Linked DNA regions of Homo sapiens: region 2 is linked to region 1. Evidence: chromatin contacts called from ENCODE Hi-C or POLR2A ChIA-PET data. All regions are on one chromosome and are shown on one strand. Each heading gives the region's core, a stretch centred on a gene start or an enhancer-like site at or near the end of the contact. The rest is flanking DNA. Distances are from core to core; before and after follow the strand shown. Region 1 overlaps ATP2B2 (ATPase plasma membrane Ca2+ transporting 2). Region 2 overlaps ATP2B2 (ATPase plasma membrane Ca2+ transporting 2).

Region 1 (5,964 bases), core at 1,665-4,164:
ATACATTATTCTCATTTAATTTTCCTAACAACCTTGTAGGTAGGCATATCTGGACCCCTTTTTCAGATGAAGAAACTGAGGCTCAGAGAGGGAAAATGATTCACCTGAGGCCACACAGTGAGTGAGCAGAGGAGCCAATGCTGGACTCCCAGTCTCATGGTGCCCCATGGCCAGGCCCTGTCAAGTAGCTCCAGGGCTGACAGCCTCCAACCCCTGGGTCTGGGACTTTTGATTTATCTACTTATAGCCCATGAGGCCCAGGCCGAGGTGCCCTTGAGGATGTCACTGGCCAGAAGGAGGCAGATGAGTGAGGCCTGGAAATTGGGGTCAAATTCTCAGTTGCCCCATTGGCAGATCAGGTATCTTCCTGGCCCCTCCCCTGGCCCCTCTTCCTCATATTTGGGCCTGAGCCCCAGTGTGGTTTGGAGCAACTGAAAACTTTCAGGCTTCTGAGCCAGCATCCTGTGCCCTCTATGGGGGAAGAGAGTTCTAGGAATGACCCTTCATTCCCTTTGACAAATGGTTAAGAGCACAAGGTCTGGTCTCATCCAGGCCTGCCTTTCACAGCTGTGCGACGTGGGCGAGTCCGTCAACCCCTCTGTGCCTCGGTTTCCTCACATGCAAAATGGGGGTAGGAGTGGCATCTCCCACGTCAGGGCCTGAGCTGTTGACACAAGGTGGTCACCCCCCAACCGGACCATTACCGGAGCATGGGGCAGCACTTTCCCTCCGGCTCCCATCCTAAATCAGATCCCCTGGTCTTCTGCTGGCCACCAGGTGGTCCCAAATAAGGAGGAAGCAGGGGGGTCTGAGGTTCTCATTGAGGGGGTGGTATGGTTCTTCACCCTGGCCACCTGAGCTCCTACATCTTCCTGGAGGGTCCACAGGCCTCGCAGTCAATCATGAATTCACTAGGCTTAGGATGACCACCCTGTCCCCATTTTGAGGTGAGGCCTAAGCCTTCAAGAGCACTTCTCCAGTATCTGGGCCACTCCAGACCTCTGAGGCTCCCATTCACCCTCATCTGCCTTACGGGTATTTGTGAAGACTCTGCCCTAAGATACTTCTCAACTTGGGCTGCCTATGTTCTTTTGGGGGACTTGTAAAGGTGGACTTTCAGGCAGGGTGACAGGTGGGCAGGAGGTTTAGCTCATTTACTTACACTCTGGAGAAGGTGGGAGGGGTTGGGAAGTGAGGAGGTAGAGGTGGGTATGGCTGCTCTGAGCCTCCGTACCTCTCCTGGCTGGGTCCTTCAGTTCACTGTTCTCAGAATTGAGCCCTGGAGCCTTTTTAAAAGACTCTGGGACTTCAAGCACTATGAATTTAAAAAAGAAATAAAAAAGATATTATAAAAGAAAAAACTACAGCTTAAAGAAATTATCAAGAAGAGAAGCAAAGGCCTGTGTTGAGTTTTGGCTGTCCAGTGGCATTCTGCTTTCCTTTAGGGGATTTGGTCTCCCCAACTGGGAAGAGTCTTGGTGACGATCAGTCAAAGTGTCCCCACCTTCCTGGCCTAAGCGTGGGCATGTGATCAAGCTAGGCCAATCACCTCCCAGGGATGCTGTCTCCTGGGACGTAGAATCAGTGATTTGCTGGTGCCAGCTCACACTTGCTTGTGAGAGCTGATGGCTAAAATTTCAGGTATTTTGTGAGCTGGTTGTTAATTATAGCCATCATTAGAAATCAATTATATAAACCTACAATTATATAAATTATATTTTAAAAGGCAACAAATACCCCAAACTTATCACCTCCTAATTATTTTACTACATTTCACTATTATCTATTCTCTCTAGTAGACAGTCTATTGTATCTGCATGGTAGAAATACCGTATAATGGTGTGCGGCTGCGCCTCTCGTCCCAACTCTGTGTTTAATGATGTCACGTGGGTAACGTGGTGGTATTTACACCAAGGAAATCAGCACCCACTGCAAAAGAGGATTCCCTCGCAACTAGAGAGCTGGGGTTAACATTCACCAGCACAGGCTGCTTTGGAATCCTGAGCTATACAAGGACCAAAAGAAGCTTTTGTAGTGGATTTTTCCCAACCTGCAGTTCCCCAAAGGGACATTTACTTAGTGAGTCGTGCCACTGATCCCTGCATGTCCCCGTTTCCTTCTGGAAAATTGAGCTGGGTTTTCCAGCCTTTGCTCCAACTTGGAGAGCCCACTCCTAAGCTGCCCTCTTGCCTCCACTATGCTGCCCAGTCAGCTTCTGTTGTTTACGACCGACGTGCCTTAGTGGAGCGACATCGGCACACAGGCAGAAACAGGCTGAGGAAAGAACCATCACCCCAGTCTCACCCTTCAGCCACAACATGGGGTACATTCTAGATGTTTCCTGCCAGCCCCTTTCCCCTTGCATCTGTCTTCGTGGAGGTGTTGCCATTGTCAGGACATACGATGCTAAACCCACTTTTTCAACATCACATTATTTCTTGAGCCTCATCCACGTGGCTTTGCATTCTCTGTAACAATCTTTTTCCATAATGTCCCAAAGGCACGTGGAGAAGCTAAAAGGTACTTAGTTACTTTCCTAATGTGGGGCACTTAGGAATTACTTGTCTTCTTTTCCCCTTTAGTGTCACATAGAGACGTGGTTGAAAAATCTGGGACTGTGGATTGGGAGACCTGAGTTCTCATTTAGTTTTGTGCCAGATGGCTGTGTGAGGCTGCGCAAGATGCCTCCCTCTCTGGGCCTCAGCTTCTTAACCTATATAATGATGATGATGATAATGATAATAGTAATAGTAATAATAATAATGATGATGGTCTCCACTTCCAGGGGTTTCCTGGGCAGTGCTAAGTGTGTTGACTCACATCAGCTCATTTATTACTTCTCACAGCCCAGGAATAAGAATGATTTCACAGACTGAGTAAACAGATTCTGAGAGGTGATGTCATTTCCTCAGCACAACATAGCTAGTGGGTGGCAAAGCTGGGGTTCAGACCCAGGATGTCTGCCTCTTAACTCTCTCACCACACTGCCACTTCCTAACGCCCACTTCTTAACGCCCACTGAGCATCGGGCTTGGGGGACAGACACATCAGTACAGCAGTGAGCGTGTCCCTCATTACAGTCCGCTTGCTGTCCTGTTCATGTCCCCACTTTACAGAAGCGAAAGCTTCAGTTCTGAGGACTGAAGTGGTTTTCCCATGTCAGAGTGTTCTGGGCTGAATCATGCTCCCCCAAATCCATATGTTGAAGTCCTAACCCTCAGTACCTTAAAATTGTGGTGGTATTTGGAGATAGAGTCATTGTAGAGATAGGGACACTGCAGATACTAAATTAAGATGAGGCCATTAGGGTGGGCCTAATCCATGCTATGATTGACACCCGTATACAAAGAGGAAATTTGGGCAGAGAGACAGATATGCATAGTGGGAAGATAATGTGAACAGACACTGGGAGAAGATGGCCATCTACAAGCCTCCAGAACTGTGAGAGAATGAATTTCTGTCATTTAAGCCACTCAGTCTGTGGTCTTTGGATGGCGTGGCTGAGCTGAGGCTCTGCAGGGAGCCAGGAGGTTGCAGGGGAGAGCAGGGAGGGGGGTGGCGGGTGTCTCTGCCCCCTGGCCCATACCCACTGTGTGCTGGGCAAGTCCCTTCTCTCCTGGGTCTCAGTCTCCCCATGTGCACCCTGGGATTACTGAATCAGATGGTCCTTGAAGGCCCTTCCAGACCTGTTGTCTCATGGGTCCATGAGTCTCTCAGGCTCCTATTCCAGCTGCTCTGACCCCACTGAGCTGGGGTGTGCTGAAGGGGGAGGCCCCAGGGAACACTCCATTCTGCTGTTCTTTCCAGCAGAGCTTTCCCAAGGGCTCACCCAACAGCCTGCCCTCCTCAGTGTGGGCCGTTTCTCCTTCGTCCTACTTCCTGGCGACTGCTCTGTCCAACTGCCTGCCAATCCAGTGTCAGATACTCTCATCACACTGTACCTGCATGTGACACTCTCCTCCGACCTCTGACATCTTCTTTGCCTGCTGCCTGCTCTCTCCCTTTGGGGTGGAGGCTAGGGCAGGTGGGTCCTAGGGAGCCATCGGCTGAGGCACTAATTTCCACTGACTATAAATAACTCTGGGTCTGAAACCACAGCAGGGGCCTGGATTGCACCAGGAGGAGTAAGATAATCGTTGTGGGGTGAGGAGGGCCTGTATAAATAACTTACCCGCCCTGTCTGGGCCTCTCGGATGACAGGCAGGCCTGGAGGCAGAGGATCTCTCCAGCTGAACTCGAGGCGTTTGTGGGACCCAGGCTGGGTGGATGACTCAGGTCCTACTAGCATTCGAGACGGCCCGCCTGCAGTTATACAGCAACATTTCTCACCCCTTAGGCCCGTGTGACAGATGAGGAAACTGAGACCCAGGGAGGAGAAGTAATTGGAAACTGGGGTCTAGGCCCCTGGGCTTCTGGGAGCTAGAGAACTGTTGCCAGGGATGCCCAAATTCTGGTCCCCCGCTAAACCCGACCTTTGGGAGCCAGCGTGGGAGGGCCCTGAAGCTGCTTGGTAGAAAAGGACTGCTGGGCCAAGGCCTGGGGCAAAGGGCCAAGGGCCAAGGGCACTGCCCTGGCCTGGGCACTGATGGGCCAAGGTTTTGAGGTCACGAATTTTCAAGTGAAGAGAGGCCTGGAGTCTGGCTGTGAGTCAGCCACCCTTTGACCCATCTGATGTCTACAGAATGGGGGCATCAAGGCAGACAGTTTCACAGTAGTAGAATGTCTGAGCCTGGACAAGCCTCAGAGACTACTAGACCAACCTTCTTTATTTTCCAGATGGGGAGGCTGAGGCATGGAACAGGGTGGAGGGAGCTTGGAGAGGGTCTCAGTCGATAAGGGCCAAAGTCAGGCTGGTCTCCGCCCCTGCCCAGCATGGGTGGACTGAGCACCCTTTTCCTGCACAGTCACATGCATCCCCTTGGGGCCCCCGCAAAGACCAACTTCGCCTAAGACCCCTGGGCCAGGCACATTGTGTGTTCTCTCATTTAATCCACAGTCAGTGTGGCCCCTGGAAGCCAGACAGTGTCTGCTCCATTTCACAGATTTAACAAATGATGCATTAAGAACTTATGTGATCTGTGCCCCAACCCAGGCTTTTGGATACTCTAGTTTAGCATTTTTCTCCAGTATCAGAGGTTTTCAATTTTTTTTTCTTTTTTTCAACACTTTGTTAAAAAACCAAAGTCTTCAAAGCATTTAAAAAGGAGTATCAGGCCGGGCACAGTGGCTCATGCCTGTAATCCCAGCACTTTGGAAGGCTGAGGCAGGAGGTTCGCTTAAGGCCAGGAGTTCAAGACCAGCTTGGTTCACTGCAATCTTTGCCTCCCGGGTTCAAGTGATTCTTGTGCCTAGCCTCCTGAATAGCTGGGATTACAAGCGTGTACCACCACACCCGGCTAATTTTTGAAACCCTGTTTCTACAAAAAAAAAAATTACCTGGGCATGGTGGCACATGCCTGTAGTCCCAGCTACTTGGGAAGCTGAGGTGGGAGGATCACTGAGCCCAGGAGGTCGAGGCTGCAGTGACCTGTGATCGTGCCACCGCACTCCAGCCTGGGCAACAGAGTGAGACTCTATCTAAAAAAAAAAAAAAAAAAAAAAAAAAAAAAGGAGTGTCTCTGTCTCTGGTTCATGGTGGTGGGTGAGAAGCCCCAGAGTCCCATCCATTCAGCATCCCCTTGTCCTGTAGGGCACTTCTGTGGAACCTCAAGGCACTGGGGAACCCAGTGTGAGAACCATTTCCCCAACCTTCGGTTTCCCTGCATTCAGTGAATTCACTGGCTCTCCATGCACCTGGAGAAGGCTGTACTCAGGGCCTCATCTTATGGAGCTGGAGGCCCATTTCACACTCACAGGGACATAAACACTATTATCCAACCTGACAGTCTACATACACAGCATGAACAAACAGACTAAAAACCAGAGTCTACAAAAATGAATCTGTAGTTCATGGGCTGGAGTCCT
Region 2 (5,964 bases), core at 197-2,696, 60 kb before region 1:
GGCAAGTTCTTGAGACCTTGATCCTCACCGAGCCTCAGTCTCCTGCTCTGTACAATGGGGATGCATACTTCCTCCCCAAGATTTTGTAAGGCTCAAATGTGGTAATAACGCATGCAAAGTGCCCAGCATAGTGCTCGGCAATAGTATGTGCTCGACACATAGTAGGTGCTCAAGAGATGTGTGCCGAGTGACTGTGTGAATAAAGGAGGAATGGTTTGCATTGAGCTTTCACACAATAATGACGTGAAGTTGGTATCATTTATTTATTCATTTATTCGACAAATACCTTTTGAGCACCTATGACACGCCAGGCACATCTTAGTTCCTAGTTTGGGAACTAGGACACAGCAGTAAAGAAGACAAGAGTTCCTGCCCTTGAGGAGCAGACATTCTAGAGGAGGAGGAAGACAAGAAACAAAAAAACGAATACATGAACAAGACAGTTTCAGATATGGTGACACATTGTGAAGAAAAAGGCCAGGATGATGTGATAGAAAGTGACATGGGGGACAGGGGTAGGGAGTGGTTACTTTAGCTAGGGTGGCCAGGGAAGGCTTCTTGGAGGAGGTGGTATTTGAGCAGACACCAGTCGCATGGTGACCTAGGGAAGAACATTCCATGTAGAGGAAACAGCAGGTGGCTTTTTTTTGGATGAGGAAACTGAGGCTCAGATAGGGGAAGTGACTTGCTTGCAGCCACAGGCAAGAGAAATGCTGTAACGGTAGGAACGCAGCTGGGGACCCATCCTGATCCCCTGGGGCTTCCTCTTCAGTTTAGCATGCCCATCCCCCATCTGCTACAGGTGCTACTGCAGGTGCTGCGGAGACTGCTCACACCCGCAGACTCTGACAGAGGAAGAGCCTGCTCAGGTGACTGGGTCCCCTTGTTGGGAAGTGCCTGGGAATGCACTCCCATCTTAACCTGATGGCCAACATCCAGTGGCTGACGTGTTAGTCCCAAAGCCCAGCCATCTGCTTTGAGGTAGGACAGACCCTAGAGTTCTGGGCAGCCATGGACTTTATCCTGAAGACAGTGGGAGTCACGGAGGAGGTTTGAGCAGAGGAGGGCAGGATGGATTTGGGTTGCTCCAGAGCTCCCATGGGATCGGGAGAGGCTGGGAGTTCTCTGGAAATCTCAGCTGCCCCCGGCTTCTTCCCTAGCGTGGACCTGTGCCCCTTGCAGGTCTCACCTGAGAGCACCCTGTCAATAGATCCCCTGCCTACCCATCTCAGGGAATTCAGCCAAAGAGAGAGGCAGAGATGGGCTGTGAACCCAGGAGTGCTTGACTGTGAACTCCATTCTTGGCAGGGCCGAGGTGCAGGAGGGAGAGGAGTGAGGACTTTGAAGGCCATGGGGTTGTTCTCATCGCTTCGTTCCCGGCCCTGTCAGTGCCATGTTTCCATAGAGTCTTCTGCCTGTGGCGGTGGCGATGGCGGTATAGAGGATAGAGGAAATCCCTGGGCCCATAGCTCTCCACCCCCACCTCCAGCTGCGGAGCCTCAGAGCCGGCTCCATCCCTGTCTGACAGTCGGAGGGGCTGGAAGCCAAGCTCCCAGCTAGCCGGGAGCTGTCACCAGGCCCCCAAGTTTAAATTTAGACAGCCAAGCCTGTAATCTGCTTCCCTTCCCCATGCTGTGGTGTCTATAATTAGAGCTGGGGAGACAGCCACAAAGGATCGAGCAGCCAGGTGGGAAGGCCTTGGCATTTGCTACCTCCTTACCCGGGAGGGGAAGCCTAGGCCGTGCCAGAGGGTCGGGGGCTCACTTTGCAGCTGGGCCAGCGGGGCTGTCACCAGCCATCACCTGCAGTTACCACTTTAGTTGGGATGCCCAGTTTGTTGTGCGGGGGCTCAGACCATGGGTTTCTCCCTGGGCTCTTGGCAATGTCCTTCAACCTCTTCAGTTTTTCCTCTGCACTGTGGCCAGGGTGGTCATGATAAAGCCCAAACCCATTCTTGTCTTCCTCTGCTCAAGTCTCTTCCATGGCTCCCACTGTCCTCAGGATAAAGTCTGTGTTGCTTGGAACTTCAGGCCCTGCACCCTCTCCAGCTGCTGCACCTGCCAAGTGCTAATGCTTTGTATGCAGAGTCTCCTTTAACTCCCACAGCAGTCTGTGAAGTGGGGACAACTATTATCCTCATTTTACAGATGAGGATACAGAGGCTCAGAGCTAGAAGTTACTTTCCCAAGTTCTCACAGCCATTGCCGGACAAGAAGGCAGGCCGTCTGCTACCAGAGCCTTGGATTTGCTCGAGCTTCACTCTTCTGTATCACTGAGTGCTAATGGAGTGCCTTCTGTACACAGGACTCAGACTGGGTGCTGTGGTAGAGAAAGGTGGGCTTCAGGCACTCATTCAAGCCCCCCACTTTGCAGATGAGGTAACTGAGGCCGAGCATGGGGCAGGGCTCTGCCTGGGGTCCCCCTGTGAGCCCTGTCCCCTGCCTCCCACCTGCTGCACTCACCCGCCTTCCCGATCTGCACAGCCAGCTTGGTGAGCTTGCCCTGCAGCACGGACTTCTCCTTCTTGTGCATGCTGGCCTTCTTCCTGTCGTCAGCGTCGCCGCCCTCGGCACTCTTGAGGGGCTGCATCTCCATGGCGGCTGCCCCGTCCTGTTGTTTGGCTGCAGGGGGCAGATCACGCACGTGCATACACACAGACACATAGACACACATGCAGGTCAGCCCACAGGGTGGAGACGCTGGCACCCACCCCTGCCTGCCCAGGGTAGGTGCTGACTGCCTGGACTGAGCCCCGCATGGCTGGTGCAGAAGTCCTGTGATGGGGGCCTGCCTCTTCCAGCCGGAGCTATGGATCCCAGTGGTACTCGCTGCCTCAGACCTGGAATCTGGGACACAGCAGGGACTGATGCTGTTACCCTGGATCCCCCTCTCGGCCTGAACAAGCCTGTGAGTCCTACCCTAGGTGGTCCCTTGTCCTTTCCCACATTCAGACAAGACAGACAGGCTTGGGCTCTACCCAGCTGGTCCTTGGGACCTGTTGTGGGATATTAAGTAGCCACTCGACAGGAGGGACAAAAAAGGAGGCTTAGAACGTAAAAGAGGGCAGCCATGGGAGCCAAGTCACTATCCCAGTTGGCGTGGCCTCTTCATGCAGGATGGACTGGAGGGCCCGTGACCCTTTTGGACAGAGACTGAGCCAAACTCCCTACCCCTCAACCTCTAAGGATCTCAAAGTCTTCAGCTGAATGGGGCGCAGAGTTCAAAGGCTAGGGAGATGCTGGCCCATGGGTATCCCCCTCCTCACCGGTGGACACCTCTTTATTTGGCCTGGCACCATGCAAATCACAGCTACACCCCCAAGGTCGTCAGACACCTGTAGGAGTGGATGTGTCTGCCTCTGGCCCTTGCCAGTCTCTGTCTCTGGTGTGACTGTCAGAGCCGGTGGGGAGGGGCCTCAGGGACGACAAACGCCGGTTAAAACAAAAGGGTTACCTTTGCTCTGGCTGGCGTCCACATTGCCATCCTGCATTTTACCTACACGACAAAGAATTTTAACAGACAACAGAGAACAGACAACACATGGTCGGTCATCACGAAGACGCAACAGGCCACAGACATTAATGTCACAGATGAAGGGCGGGCCGTGCTGACTGCATCCCTCTGTGTGGGGATACGGGTTGGGGAGGGCCCTGAAGCAGGAGCAGGCCTGGCCGCACCTTAGCTGTGGGGCCTGCCAGCCGGGCAACTCTTGATTCTCCAGGGGACTCAGGAGGGAGGTTTCTGCTGGAATACTTTTGGCCTTGAGCGTGTTACAGATCAAAGGGAAGTATCAGAGGGTGCAGGGGATTAGAGTCTGCTGGAGGAGGCAGCAGAGAAGCACTCAGGCCCCCACACCAAGCTTTTTGTGACCGATTTGGTGTTTTCTGGGTTGAGAGAAGGCAAAGGGAAGCTTGTTCAGTTACGTCCTTTTCATTTTCCCACAAAAGAAAACATGCAGTAGAGAGAGGGGAGAGGGGGAGAGAGAGAGAAAGAGAGACAGAGAGAGAGGAGAGAGTGTTTCTAGAATGGAGAGGAGTTTGGACAAGGCACTGAGGTCAATGTGTTCCTTAGTTTTGGCCTTCAAGAGGGATGATCTTTCTCCTTCACACTCTGAAGAGTGTGAAGCCACCCAAGGATGACCCCTTGCCCAATGCCCCTGAGAGTGACCAGAACAAAGAGTGATCAGGGGTCCCCATGGTGGTATACGAGGGACCTCAAGTGTGGCCGGGTTCTTGATGAAGTGCTCTGGTCCCCAATGGGGGTGCTGACCCCTTGGTAGGGGTATGGCTCAGGCTACAGCAGCAGGCTAAGTAGTGTCCGTGGGCATCCCCTTCCATACCAGGGCCTGGTGCTGCATCTGGCTGCCCCCCACCGACTCATCAGAGCTGCCTGGGAGGCCCCCACTCCAGCCTTGGCCAGGAGCTTGTGGGCTGGGTGTGCAATGTGGGCAATGGAGGCCTCTGTCTCTTGCCTAGCACACCTGCCTTCGCCAGCACCCTCCCATCTACTGGGCCTGCACGCTCACCCAGAGCTCTGCCTGCTCTGCCAACAGGCCTCGCCCCCTTGGGAGGGGTCTGAGAAGGTTGGCCACCCTTGGATGATGGCTGCAATGGTGATTCTCACAGCTCACATTCCAGGACAGTCCACCACCATGTGCTGGGCACACACATAAGCTCTGAGATTCCATCTAATCCTCGCCACAGCCTCACCTATGAAGGGTGTGCTTGTATTATACCCATTTATGGATGAGAAACTGAGGCTCAGAGAGGGAGATGAGCTGCTTGGGTCTCAATGGGTAAATGGAGAGCTGGCCCCAAAGTGCGTGCCTACTTCCGTCCTGCCATTGCTTCTCCAGAAGCTGCCGTCAGGGAGACCATGGACACCCCTCAGCCCCTCTGAGCCCAGGGGAGGGAAGTTGAGGTGGCACTGCTGCGACAGGGTTCCTGAAGTCTTCATTTCACCACCAACTAGCTGCTGGCTTTCTATCTCCCAATCTCATCAAGCTTCCACTTTCATAAAACAGGATGAGACATTCACCTCCCAGAGTGTCCCAGTTACCTTCATCATAATCACTTGCACGGTTCAGCCTTTTGCAGTTTCAAAGGGCTTTTGCAAGTGTCATCTCTTGTCAGTCTTCCCAGTATCCCTGCAAGGTGGGGCAGGAGGGATTTTCATCACTCTCATTTTATAGATGGGGAAACTGAGGCCAAGGGAAGTTCAGAGGCAGCCTGAATTTAGGAGCATCCTCGGAATAGCCCCATGGCTGCAGGATTAGTTCATCACTGTCACTGTGCCCACTTTCTGGGTGACTCAGAGGGGAGAAGTGGCTTCCCCGAACCTCGCCCAGCACTGTCTGTTCAAGGGTAAGTGCAGAGCTGTCCCCATGGCCTCCCATGGCAAAGGATCAGTTGCCCATCCTGGGCTTTAAAGTGAAAGACCCCCTGTGTCTCTACTGTAAAATTCTTTCTACTGGATTAAAAAACACAAGAGAAAAAAGCTTTTTAGAGTAAGCAGGAATGAATAACAACAATTATTTTTATTTTCTAAAATAATTTTACTGACTGGGCTCAGGGGCACCAGGGGACTCCACTTCAATAGTTGGTTTTAGAAGGCTCAAAGGGGCCTTTATTTGCATTGCATATTATCAGATGCAATAGCCGGTGTGTGCACTCATTAAGCCCAGCTAGCACTTTCCTCTTTTATTTCCAGAGTGAACACGTGATCAGAAAAATAATCACCAATGCATATGCTGGAGGAAGGGAAGGATGTTCTGGGAGTGCTGAGGCACAGATGGCCTGGTTTCTCAGAAGCGAGGGACTTATTTGGGGCTCTCCTGGCCAAACTGGTGCTCGCCTGGCCCTGAACTATGGTGGAACAGCCAGCTTTGGCCCCATGTGGGATCTGGAGATGGGCTGTATTTCAGGAGAGCTAGGAATGGGGTCCAAGACTGAGCCCTCAGGTGGG

The links. Hi-C counts contacts between places; a loop is a spot of excess contacts on that map. ChIA-PET counts read pairs that join two places held with the same protein, here RNA polymerase II (POLR2A). Pooled maps may share reads with other maps.
Region 2: a map of gastrocnemius medialis shows a loop between it and region 1 (2.4-fold over the local background). The contact joins two enhancer-like sites. A Hi-C loop is called at or near these places in 3 of 168 maps with a recorded cell type or tissue (IMR-90 and gastrocnemius medialis) and 9 of 50 pooled maps. POLR2A ChIA-PET finds 5 or more read pairs at or near these places in 3 of 52 experiments (A673, B cell and activated naive CD4-positive, alpha-beta T cell).

Annotation. Positions count from the first base shown.
Region 1 is chr3:10,434,522-10,440,485 of GRCh38, forward strand. The region is part of intron 2 of ATP2B2 (ATPase plasma membrane Ca2+ transporting 2); the gene reads right to left. Among named protein-coding and RNA genes, the nearest start is that of MIR885, 43 kb to the left of the region's middle. Within about 2 kb of position 2,915, at least 6 of the 41 ENCODE cell types and tissues checked have a DNase peak (open chromatin) inside an H3K27ac peak, as active enhancers do; they include gastrocnemius medialis, where a contact is called at or near this core.
Region 2 is chr3:10,375,790-10,381,753 of GRCh38, forward strand. It overlaps ATP2B2 (ATPase plasma membrane Ca2+ transporting 2), which reads right to left. Exons shown (of 23, transcript NM_001001331.4): 9 at 3,454-3,495; 10 at 2,463-2,621. Among named protein-coding and RNA genes, the nearest start is that of MIR885, 16 kb to the right of the region's middle. Within about 2 kb of position 1,447, at least 5 of the 41 ENCODE cell types and tissues checked have a DNase peak (open chromatin) inside an H3K27ac peak, as active enhancers do; they include gastrocnemius medialis, where a contact is called at or near this core.